Regions from separate parts of the Homo sapiens genome. Here region 1 is linked to region 2. Evidence: read pairs that join two places in POLR2A ChIA-PET (ENCODE). Cell type or tissue: K562. All regions are shown on one strand.

The links. ChIA-PET counts read pairs that join two places held together with the same protein. Peaks named below come from ENCODE experiments on the same cell type or tissue, not always from the same donor. Only the 100,000 strongest peaks of a DNase experiment are listed, where the experiment ranks them.
Region 1: POLR2A ChIA-PET joins it to region 2 with 5 read pairs; 3 of 35 experiments call an interaction of 5 or more read pairs at or near these places.

Annotation. Positions count from the first base shown.
Region 1 is chr9:130,754,973-130,759,972 of GRCh38, reverse strand. It overlaps a transcript of ABL1 not described here. Among named protein-coding and RNA genes, the nearest start is that of EXOSC2, 64 kb to the right of the region's middle. RefSeq lists a silencer at 1-132. In K562, no CTCF peak of the experiment used is centred here; no DNase peak of the experiment used is centred here.
Region 2 is chr9:131,017,917-131,022,916 of GRCh38, reverse strand. All of the region lies in intron 1 of LAMC3 (laminin subunit gamma 3), which reads right to left. It also overlaps the pseudogene LOC124900284. Among named protein-coding and RNA genes, the nearest start is that of LAMC3, 11 kb to the right of the region's middle. RefSeq lists a silencer at 3,684-3,871. In K562, no CTCF peak of the experiment used is centred here; DNase peaks (open chromatin) are centred at 2,189, 2,651, 3,039 and 4,196; H3K27me3 peaks cover 4,533 bases.

The sequences.
Region 1 (5,000 bases), 260 kb after region 2:
AAAAAAAAATTAAATTACCTAAATGTGTGGCACAAGCACGTAGTCCCAGCTAGTTGAGAGGCTGAGATGGGACAATCACTTGAGCCTAAGAGGTTAGAGCTGCAGTGAGCTGTAACTGTGCCACTGCACTCCAGCCTGAGCAACAGAGTGAGACCCTGTTTCAGGAAAAAACAAAACAAGAAACCTAAACAATGACAGCGTGTCCTAGGGGAAGAAATGTGAAGCCTCCTATACCGGCTCCACCACTGAGACATGGTCTCCAGCCAGTTTCAGTAGAAAGATGCCTGGCTAGTATGAGGTTGGTGCAAAAGGAATCACAGTTTTTACACTGTTGGAATTTGTCATTTGATATTCGAGTACATTCTTAAATAAATGTGGTTATGTTATACATTATTTTAATGGGCATTTCTCACTTTACATTTTTTTGCTAATGACTTATTCCTTGCTGTTTATGTTTACTTTAGACTGTGAAAATGATGTTAGACAAAAAGCAAATTCGAGCAATTTTCTTATTCAAGGTCAAAATGGATTGTAAAGCACTGGAGACAACTCGCAACATCAACAACGCATTTGGCCAAGGAGCTGCTAATGAAACGTACAGTGCAGTGGTGGTTCAAGAAGTTTTACAAAGGAGACGAGAGCCTTGAAGATGAGGAGTGCAATGACCGGCCATCAGAAGTTGACAACGACCAGTTGGGAGATCAATCACAGAAGCTGATCCTCTTACAACCATAAAAGAAGTTGCTGAAAAACTCAATGTTGACCATTCTATGATCATTTGGCATTTGAAGCAAATTGGGAAGTTAAGCGGGTCCCACATCAGCAAAAATTTTTAAAAAATCATGTTTAAGTGTCGTCTTCTCTTCCTCTACGCAACAACAAACCATTTCTTGATCAGATTGTGATGTGCGACAAAAAGTGGATTTTATACGACAAACAGCAATGACCAGCTCAGTGTTCGGACCGAAAGAGGTTCCAAAGCACTTCCCAAAGCCAAACTAGCACCAAAAAAAGGTCATGGTCACAGCTTGGTGGTCTGCTGCCTGTGTGATCCACTACAGCCTTCTGAATCCCGGCGAAACCATCACATCTGAGAAGTATGCTCAGCAAATCGATGAGATGCACCGAAAACTGCAATGCCTGCAGCCGGCACTGGTCAACAGGAAGGGCCCAATTCTTCTCCATGACAACACCCAACTGCACATCTCACAACCAACGCTTCCAAAGTTGAATAAATTGGGGCCGGATGCGGTGGCTCACACCTGTAATCCCAGCACTTTGGGAGGCCGAGGTGGATGGATCACTTGAGGTCATGAGTTCAAGACCAGCCTGGCCAACATGGCAAAACCCCGTCTCTACTAAAAATATGAAAATTATCTGGGCTTGGTGGCGCACGCCTGTAATCTCAGCTACTTGGGAGGCTGAGGCAGGAGAATTGCTTGAACCCAGGAGGCGGAGGTTACAGTGAGTCGAGACTGCGCCACTGCATTCCAGCCTGAGCAACAGAGTGAGACTCCGTCTCTGGTGGCTCATGCCTGTAATCCCAGCACTTTGGGAGGCCAAGGCGGGTGGATCACCGGAGTCAGGAGTTCCGAGAGCAGCCTGGCCAACACGGTGAAACCCCATCTCTACTGAAATACAAAAATTAGCCAGACGTGGTAGTACACGCCTGTAATCCCAGCTACTCGGGAGGCTGAGGCAGGAAAATGGCTTGAACCCAGGAGGTGGAGGTTGCAGTGAGCCAAGATCGCACCACTGCACTCCAACTTGGGTGACAGAGCGAGACTCTGTCTCAAAAAAGAAAAAAAAAAAAAATCTTAGCCACTCTGCAAAACACAATAGAGATAATATATGTCAAGCACCCAGTCCGATACCTGGGTCAGAGTAAGTGCTTGATATAAGTTAGCAAATCATCTAAGTACTATTAACAACATCTCTTCAAGGAAGGGATTATTATAAGCCCCATTTTATAGCTAAGAGAACTGAGGAGAAAAGAAGGGACAGCACCTGGGTGTGCCCTGGAGGGGCCATTGCTTCCTCACTTTCTCAAAATCTTCATCAACTTTCTCGTCTTTCAGGTAAAATTTTGGTTTTCTTTCTTTTTATTTGAGACACACATAAAAAAAATGCCTGGCCGGGCGCAGTGGCTCATGCCTGTAATCCCAGCACTTTGGGAGGCCGAGGCGGGTAAATCACAAGGTCAGGAGATCGAGACTAGCCTGGCTAACACAGTGAAACCCCATCTCTATAACAAAATACAAAAAAAATTAGCCGGGCGTGGTGGTGGGTGCCTGTAGTCCCAGCTACTCGGGAGGCTGAGGCAGAAGAATCACTTGAACCCAGGAGGCGGAGGTTGCAGTGAGCTGAGATCGCACCACTACACTCCAGCCTGGGTGACAGAGCAAGACTCTGTCTCAAAAAAAAAAAAAAAAAAAAGGCCTGGAGTACAGTGGTTCAACCTTAGTTCACTGCAACCTCTGCTTCCCAGGCCCAAGCGGTCCTCCCACCTCAGCCTCCCTAGTAGCTGGGACTACAAGCATGCGCTACCATGCCCCAGCTAATTTTTGTATTTTTTACAGGGACCAGGTTTCATCGTGTTGCTCAGGCTGGTCTTGAACTCCTAGGCTCAAACAATCCTCCCACCTTGGCCTCCCAAAGGGCTGGGATTACAGACATGAGCCACTGTGGCTGGCCAATTTCAGTTTTCAATAGGAAAACAGGACTTAATGCTTCCCCCATCTGGCTTTCTCCTCCAGGAGTCAGAGGAGCTCTTCCCGAGTGGGCTGATGCTGCTGATCTTAGAGCCTATCTTAAAGTACCTCATTCTCACCAAGTTCTGAGAATATGAACACAGCCGGCCTCAGGTTCTTCACTTATAAAGCAAACTTCTAAAAGGGTCCCAAACTGCCTTCTCACAGACGGCTGGAAGGGAATTCTGCAGAATGGAATGTTCTGGGTCCCCCTTTCCATCGGCTCCCTGCTCTGGAGCACAGCTGTGTAGTGAAGATGACAGGCAGTGCCCTAAGGGGACTCCAGCTCTGCCCAGGAGGAGGGCTTGAAGGATTCCAAATGCCCAAATTCCAAACCATGAGCTCAAGGCAAAAAGGAGCTTTGTTTCCATTTTCTTTTAAAACACCCTCAGACATACATTCTCCAAAACCTTCTTATAGCCAAGTTAAAGAGGATACAGATCAGGCATCCCTATTAGAACACAGTCAACCAAGGCTGATGCTGCAAAGGCCAGTGTCAGGCTGACGCTGTGTTACAAGTTTCTTTTAGATATCTGAAGATACTCAGCAAGGAGCAACAACAGAAACATCCCCTTCCCCTCAACTCACACTAGCCCTAACTTCTCTTTTTTGGCAAAATGCTATCGAGCTGCCTTAAACACAGTGAGCAGAATCCCAAAAGTGAAGAGAAAATGTCAGAGTAAAACAGAGCTCAGTGGCTTGGAATATAGCAACGCCGAAAAATAGCTGAAAAAGGCACCAATTTTGCTGTATTTAGACTCAAAATGTTGTAAAAGTTAAGAATTAAGTGACCCACTGAATTAGCCAATTTGAAATCTAAAGATTGCTGCAACAGTGTGTGGGAAATCTGAACAAATGAAATGGCAACCTTTCATTTGACAAAAAAAAAAAAAATTAAAACTTCCATACAAATGCAGGAAGCCCAAGAGGCAGAGCTCTCTCCAGGAAAACCGAATGAGAAAGCTCTCTGCTAACCACGTCTGTCAAATGTCAAGGAGAAAAGGGAAATGAGAAAACAAAGCCTCCCAAAGTCAACTGCCTTTCTAAATCAGTATAAATACCACAGCATTTGGATTTGTTGATCTTTTCATTTAAAAACCTGTTCTTCTCTATGAGAAAAGTGGTTGCCCCTTTTCTCACAGACATGCTTCCTTTGAAATAATACTAAGTGGCTTACATAAGGGGCCATCTACTATGCTATCAAGTCATTTTTTTTTAATAAATGAGAAGTGTAATCAACTTTTCTCTGTGTTTTGACAAAAATTCATCTATGATATTACAGAGTGCTGCTGCTGCACACGGAAGCCCTTGAAGGACAGGCCCTGAGCTGTGTCCTCGTCCTCCTCGGCCACCAACCTCGCAGCTAGAACTGCCATCTGCAGATGGAAAGTCACAGCCCTGATCTCTGGAGGCCAGGAAGAGCGGCAGACTGCCAGGATTCCACCAACCCCTACAAACCCAGGAAAAGGAGCTTCAGGGCTGGTGGCAACGTCATTTGCTCAAGAAAACAGAGTTCTGGTTTTTCCAAGATGGAAAACAGAGGGGAATTGGTCAAAAGGGTCTCCTAACTCATACATTATTACAGCCTTATGAATGAACAGGAACACCATGTGAGGGGGCACGTCTTGCTGAACTCAAAGGAAATACGTCCTACCAGGCAATTATTCTGATCATTATAGTTGATTCTTTCCAGAGACCACGAACATGCAGATAGTGATGAGTGAGCAACACATATGCAGAAAGCACTGAGGGGACAGAGTACACAGAGACTGTTCTGTCAATGCTACTACTGAAGCAGGTCGACAAGCAAAGCCTCACCTTCTGCACAAGGAGGAACTACAGGGAACCACCCTACTCTGTGAATGTCACCCCCATTTCTAGTCGCCAGACTCACAGTCATGGAATCATTTTTACCTCTCTCCCCTCTGACCAATCCCACATCCAAGATGCCTACTGGTGTCCTCTGCCTTTCTTCAGGCTCTTCTCATGTCCTACTTAAGGGTACTCCTTTCCACTCCCAACCTAAATTCAGATTACAGAATAATTTTCTTAAATCATAGCTCTGATATTTTAACAAATTCCTTCAACAACTATTTATTGAAGATCTACCATGTGCCAAGTACTGTTCTAGGCGCTCAGGACACTTTTGTGGAGCTTTCATGGTGCTAATATCTTACTGGGTATGTATAATGCCCAATGTCCACCAAATATCTCCAAAATCTTTGGCTTGGTACTCAAGGTCATCTTTGA
Region 2 (5,000 bases):
AGTGACTGCTAATAGGTACAGGGTAATAAAGGTGTTCCAAGCCGGGCTTAGTGGCTCACACCTGTCATCCCAGCACTTTGGGAGGCTGAGGCTGGAGGATCGCTTGAGCCCAGGAGTTTGAGACCAGCCTGGGTAACATAGCAAGATCCTCTCTCTACAAAAAATAAATAAATAAATAAGAACAAATTAAAAAATTAGCTGGGCGTGGTGGCTTGCATATCCCAGCTACCTGAGAGGCTGAGGTGGGAGGATGGCTTGAGCTCAGGAGGTAGAGGCCACAGTGAGCTGTGATCGTGCCACTGCACTCCAGCCTGTGCAACAGAGTGAGACCCTGTCTCAAAATAAATAAATAAATAAATAAATATATTCTAAAATTGATTGTGGTGATGGCTGCACAACTGTGTGTATATACTAAAAACCACTGGATTGTATAGTTTAAATGGGTAAATTATACGGTATGTGAATTGTATCTCCTAAAGCTGTTATATATACTATGTATGTTATTGTGGTGTTATGATAGCTGTCAGTTTTCGGGCTGGCCGTGGTGGCTCACACCTGTAATCCTAGCACTTTGGGAGGCCAAGGTGGGAGGATCACTTGAGCCTAGGGGTTTGAGACCAGCCTGGGCAACATAGTGAGACCATGTCTCTCTATTAAAAAAATACATATATATGTGTGTGTGTGTGTGTGTGTGTGTGTGTTTTCATCCACAGCTCCTGGCTTATGACTCCCATAGCCCTCCTTACGGTCTTTCATTAGAATTTTGGGTGTGTTGGGCCTCAGGGGCAGGCCTCTGCCTTCTCCTGCCCTCCTTTCACTCTAAAGTTCCCCCACCTTTCTGACCGTGGGTCTTAAGACCCTCCAAGAGAGGGTCCCACCCTACGCCCAAGGGAAGCAATGCTGATGCATGAAGCGTCCATGAAAACCTGAGGACAGGGTTCAGGGAGCTTCTGGATGGCTGAACACGGGGAGGTTCCTGGAGGGTGGCACCCAGGGAGGGCATGGAAGCTCCCGTCCCTTCACCGTTCCTCACCCTGCTCATCTCTTCATCTGTGTCCTTTGCAATATTCTTTATAATAAACCAGTCAATGTGTTACCCTGAGTTCTGTGAGCTGCTCCAGTGAATTGATTGAACCCAAAGAAGGGGTCATGGGAACTTGAAGCTAATCTGTCAGAAGTTCGTGAGGCCTAGACTTGTGACTGGTGTGTGTGGCGGAAGACAGCCTTGGGGACTGAGCCCTCAACCTGTGGGACCGGATGCTATCTCTGACTAGATCGTGTTGGAACTGAATTAGAGGACACCCAGCTGGTACCGCTGCTTGTTGGGTGGGGGAAAAACCCACGCATTTGGTCACAGAAGTCTTCTGTGTTGATGATGGCTGTCGTCTGAGAGCAGAGGAAAAACACAGTTTGAGGAGTTTTTCCCTACACAGTTATATATATGTATTATTGGACCTCACATCCATTAGGATGGCTATTATCAAAAAAACAGAAGATAACAAGTGTTGGCAAGGATATGGAGAAACTGGAACCCTCATGCACTGTGGGTGGGAATGTGAAATGGTGCATACGCTATGGGAAACTGGTGGTTCCCGAAAAAACTAAAAACAATGCATCTATTTGACAGCCCCAGAGCAGTTACTGTCTGCTAAGGTTTCCACTACAGATGCAAAAACAGCGTCCCTGTGCTTTCTCTCTGACTGCTTTCTGCTTTCTGTGGCAGCCGAGATTGAATAGAGGAATCCAGGAAAAACTACGGAGAGAGAATTTTTGCAACTCAAGAATAACCTTGTAAGCAGTGAAGAGCCTGTGTTACTCCAAGCAAGAACCTACAATTTGAGTTTACACGAGAAGTGTTGGGAAATATCCCCTACCATCCTCAGCTGGTTGATTACGCTTACAAAAGCTTAAAGGTTAAAACTAATTAAAAGAAGCCAGAGACTCTGGGGAGAAAAAAAAACATCAAAAAACCTAAGAATAGAATTGCCATATGATCCAGCACTTCCACTTCTGGGGATATACCCAAAAGAACCGAAAGCCAGACTCCACGTTTGTGTTACATGTATTTGGGGGGGAAAAATAAAGGCACCCTCCTTCCTCCCCTAGTCTCTCTATGCACCAAAACAAGAAGCTGGTGAATCACCTCCTTCTCGCAAGTGACCTCAGTATTCACCAGATCACTAGCTCATTCTCTGGAATTCCTTGTGTTAGCCCTCCTCTCTGTCATTCTCTCAGCCCCTCGTCTGTTCCCTGACTTATGCAATGGTCTGGAATGCCCTGCCACCTCTCTTTGCAAACATGCAGTCATGTCTCAGTCATGTTTTGGCTCAGACTGTACCTCAGAATCCTTCTTAACACAAAGCCCTAGGCAACACTCAATCCAAGGAAAACTGTTTGGTCTCCCCAGGTTAGAGGAGAACTTGGCAATCTTTTTGTTTTTTTAGACTTGGCAATCTTGATTCATATTTGGGGCTTAGACTTAGTGCCAAGATGGGAGGGCTGTGATGGAGCCTATCCCTGGTTCAGCCAGGGTCTTGTGGTATCTGGCATTATGGCCATGGGGAGTCCCCAGCTCCTTATAGGGAGTCACCACACCCAGAAGTGCCAAGAGCTTGGCTGGGAGAGGAAGAACAAGAACAGTGGGTGGCCAGATGGGGCTAAGGGACCCTGCTGGGTGTGACTCCCCTGTAGGCTGGGAGCAGCTCACCCACCTGGTTCTGATGCTCGAGGTGGGCAGGGCAGCCTCACCCATGCATTCCCAGCCCAGCTTTCCACCCTAGCCCCTCCCGCCCCACTCCCTAGGCCACTGCTGCCCAGATGGCTCCAATTATAGGGCTTTGTTTTGTTTCCATTTTCCCAAAATAAGCCTCTTCGTACTGAGCTCATTCTGCTTGGTCAGTGCCGGATGTGGGCCAGCTTGATTTTATGACTGTCCCGGTGTCATTCTTGATGGGCTTTATGTTCCAGCTGGCTGGAGAGGACACAGCTTGGCGCTCCTGCTGTTTGGCGTGGGCGGTGCGGGGCCCGGCCGGGGGAGGCTCTGCTGTGCCCAGCTGCTGGCTCAGCCAGCAGGTGAAGACTGGGAGGGGGGCGGGTGGGACCTCCATGTCTCCATGGGCACCAGCACCCCCTTCACCCCCTTCCTAGGCAGCCCCTTCTCTCTGGGGCTCCATGGACTCCTGAGTAGGAGGGCACCCAGGTTTTGAGCAGTGACTTTGGGCATGACACTGAGGAAGTCCTTCTGCTCCCTGAGCCTGACTCCTCACTAGTAAATGAAGTGTTTGGGGATCTCAGCCATACAGTGTGAGTAAAGTACTTGGCAAAGCACGTGGCACATAGCAGGTGCTCACTAAATGCTGGCTAGTGTGAAACAGAGACTCATCCAGGGATCATGACTTCCAGGCACACTTGGGACAATGTGATCCACACTGTCAGGACTGCCTGCTGTCTCCACTCTCTCACTGGATTATAAACTCCTTGAAGGTACAAATCCTGCCTCGAGTCTACTCATTCATCGGGCAAGCATTTATTGGGCACCTCTTGTGTGCTAGGTGCCATGCTCAGCTATAAGGATTCATGGCACCTGCCCCAAGGGGAGGTTACAGGTAGGGAGAGAGAGGCAGGTCTTGTTTTTGTTTGTTTGTTTGTTTGTTTTGAGACAAAGTCTCACTCTGTTGCCTAGGCTGGAGTGCAGTGGCGTGATCTTGGCTCACTTCAACCTCCGTCCCCTGGATTCAAGCCATTCTCCTGCCTCAGCCTCCTGAGTAGCAGGGATTACAAGCGTGCACCACCAAGCCTGGCTAATTTTTGTATTTCTGTAGAGATGGGATTTCACCATGTAGGCCAGGCTAGTCTCAAACTCCTGACCTCAAGTGATTTGCCTGCCTCGGCCTCCCAAAGTGCTGGGATTAGAGGCGTGAGCCACCGTGCCCAGATGAGACAGGCAGGTCTTTATAGAACAGGACAAAGTAGCCCAGGGAGGCTGTGGGAGCATCAACAAGGCGCTCAAACCTATGGTTCCAAGGATGAGCAGCCATTAGCCAGGGAAGGTGAGGAGAAGGTGCATTCCACACCAGGCAGGATGTTGGCAAAGCTGTGGCCACCTTGTGGTGAAGCCTGTAGTTCAGGCTGGCAGGAGCATGGAGAGGGAGGAGGTGGTGAGAAGTAAGTTTGGGGCATGTGGTCCAGTAAGCGGGTGGGATGAGCAGGGGTGCATGGGAGCTAGACAGGCGAGGAGAGCAGAGGGAACAGAATTCTAGACAGAGAGAACAGCATATTGGGCGGCCTGGAGGTGAGGGAAGCCAAGTACTCCCAAGCAGTGTCACCACCAGCTAACAGTCAAGGATGACATCTTGGCTCGGCTTTCCTGATAGGAACACAGCTGTCTCAATCACCCAGAAGCCTCATTGGCCCCTGGAGCTTGTGAGGGTCTGGGCTAGGGCTGCAGATTTTAATTCTCGTCGCTGTTTAAAAGATCTTGGGGGCCGGGCGCAGTGGCTCACACCTGTAATCCCAGCACTTTGGGAGGCCGAGGCAGGGGGATCACCTGAGCTCAGGAGTTCGAGACCACCCTGGGCAACATGGTGAAACCTCGTTTCTACTAAAATACAAAAAATTAGCCGGGCATGGTGGCATGCACCTGTAATCCCAGCTACACGGGAGGCTGAGGCATGAGAATCGCTCGAACGTAGGAGGCAGAGGTTGCAGTGAGCCGAGATCATGCCACTTCACTCCAGCTTGGGCTAGAGTGAGACTCCAACTCAAGAAAAAAAAAAAAAAAGATCTTGGGGCCACTCCTTTCCCAACCTTTTTGTTGCCTTTGGAAGAAACTTTTTCATCACAAAGGAGGGATTAAGCTGCTTTCTTTTATTTATGTATTTATTTATTTTTTGAGATGGAGTCTTGCTCTGTCGCCCAGGCTGGAGTGCAGTGGTGCGATCTCGGTTCACTGCAGCCTCTGCCTCCCGGGTTCCAGTGGTTCTCCTGCCTCAGACTCCTGG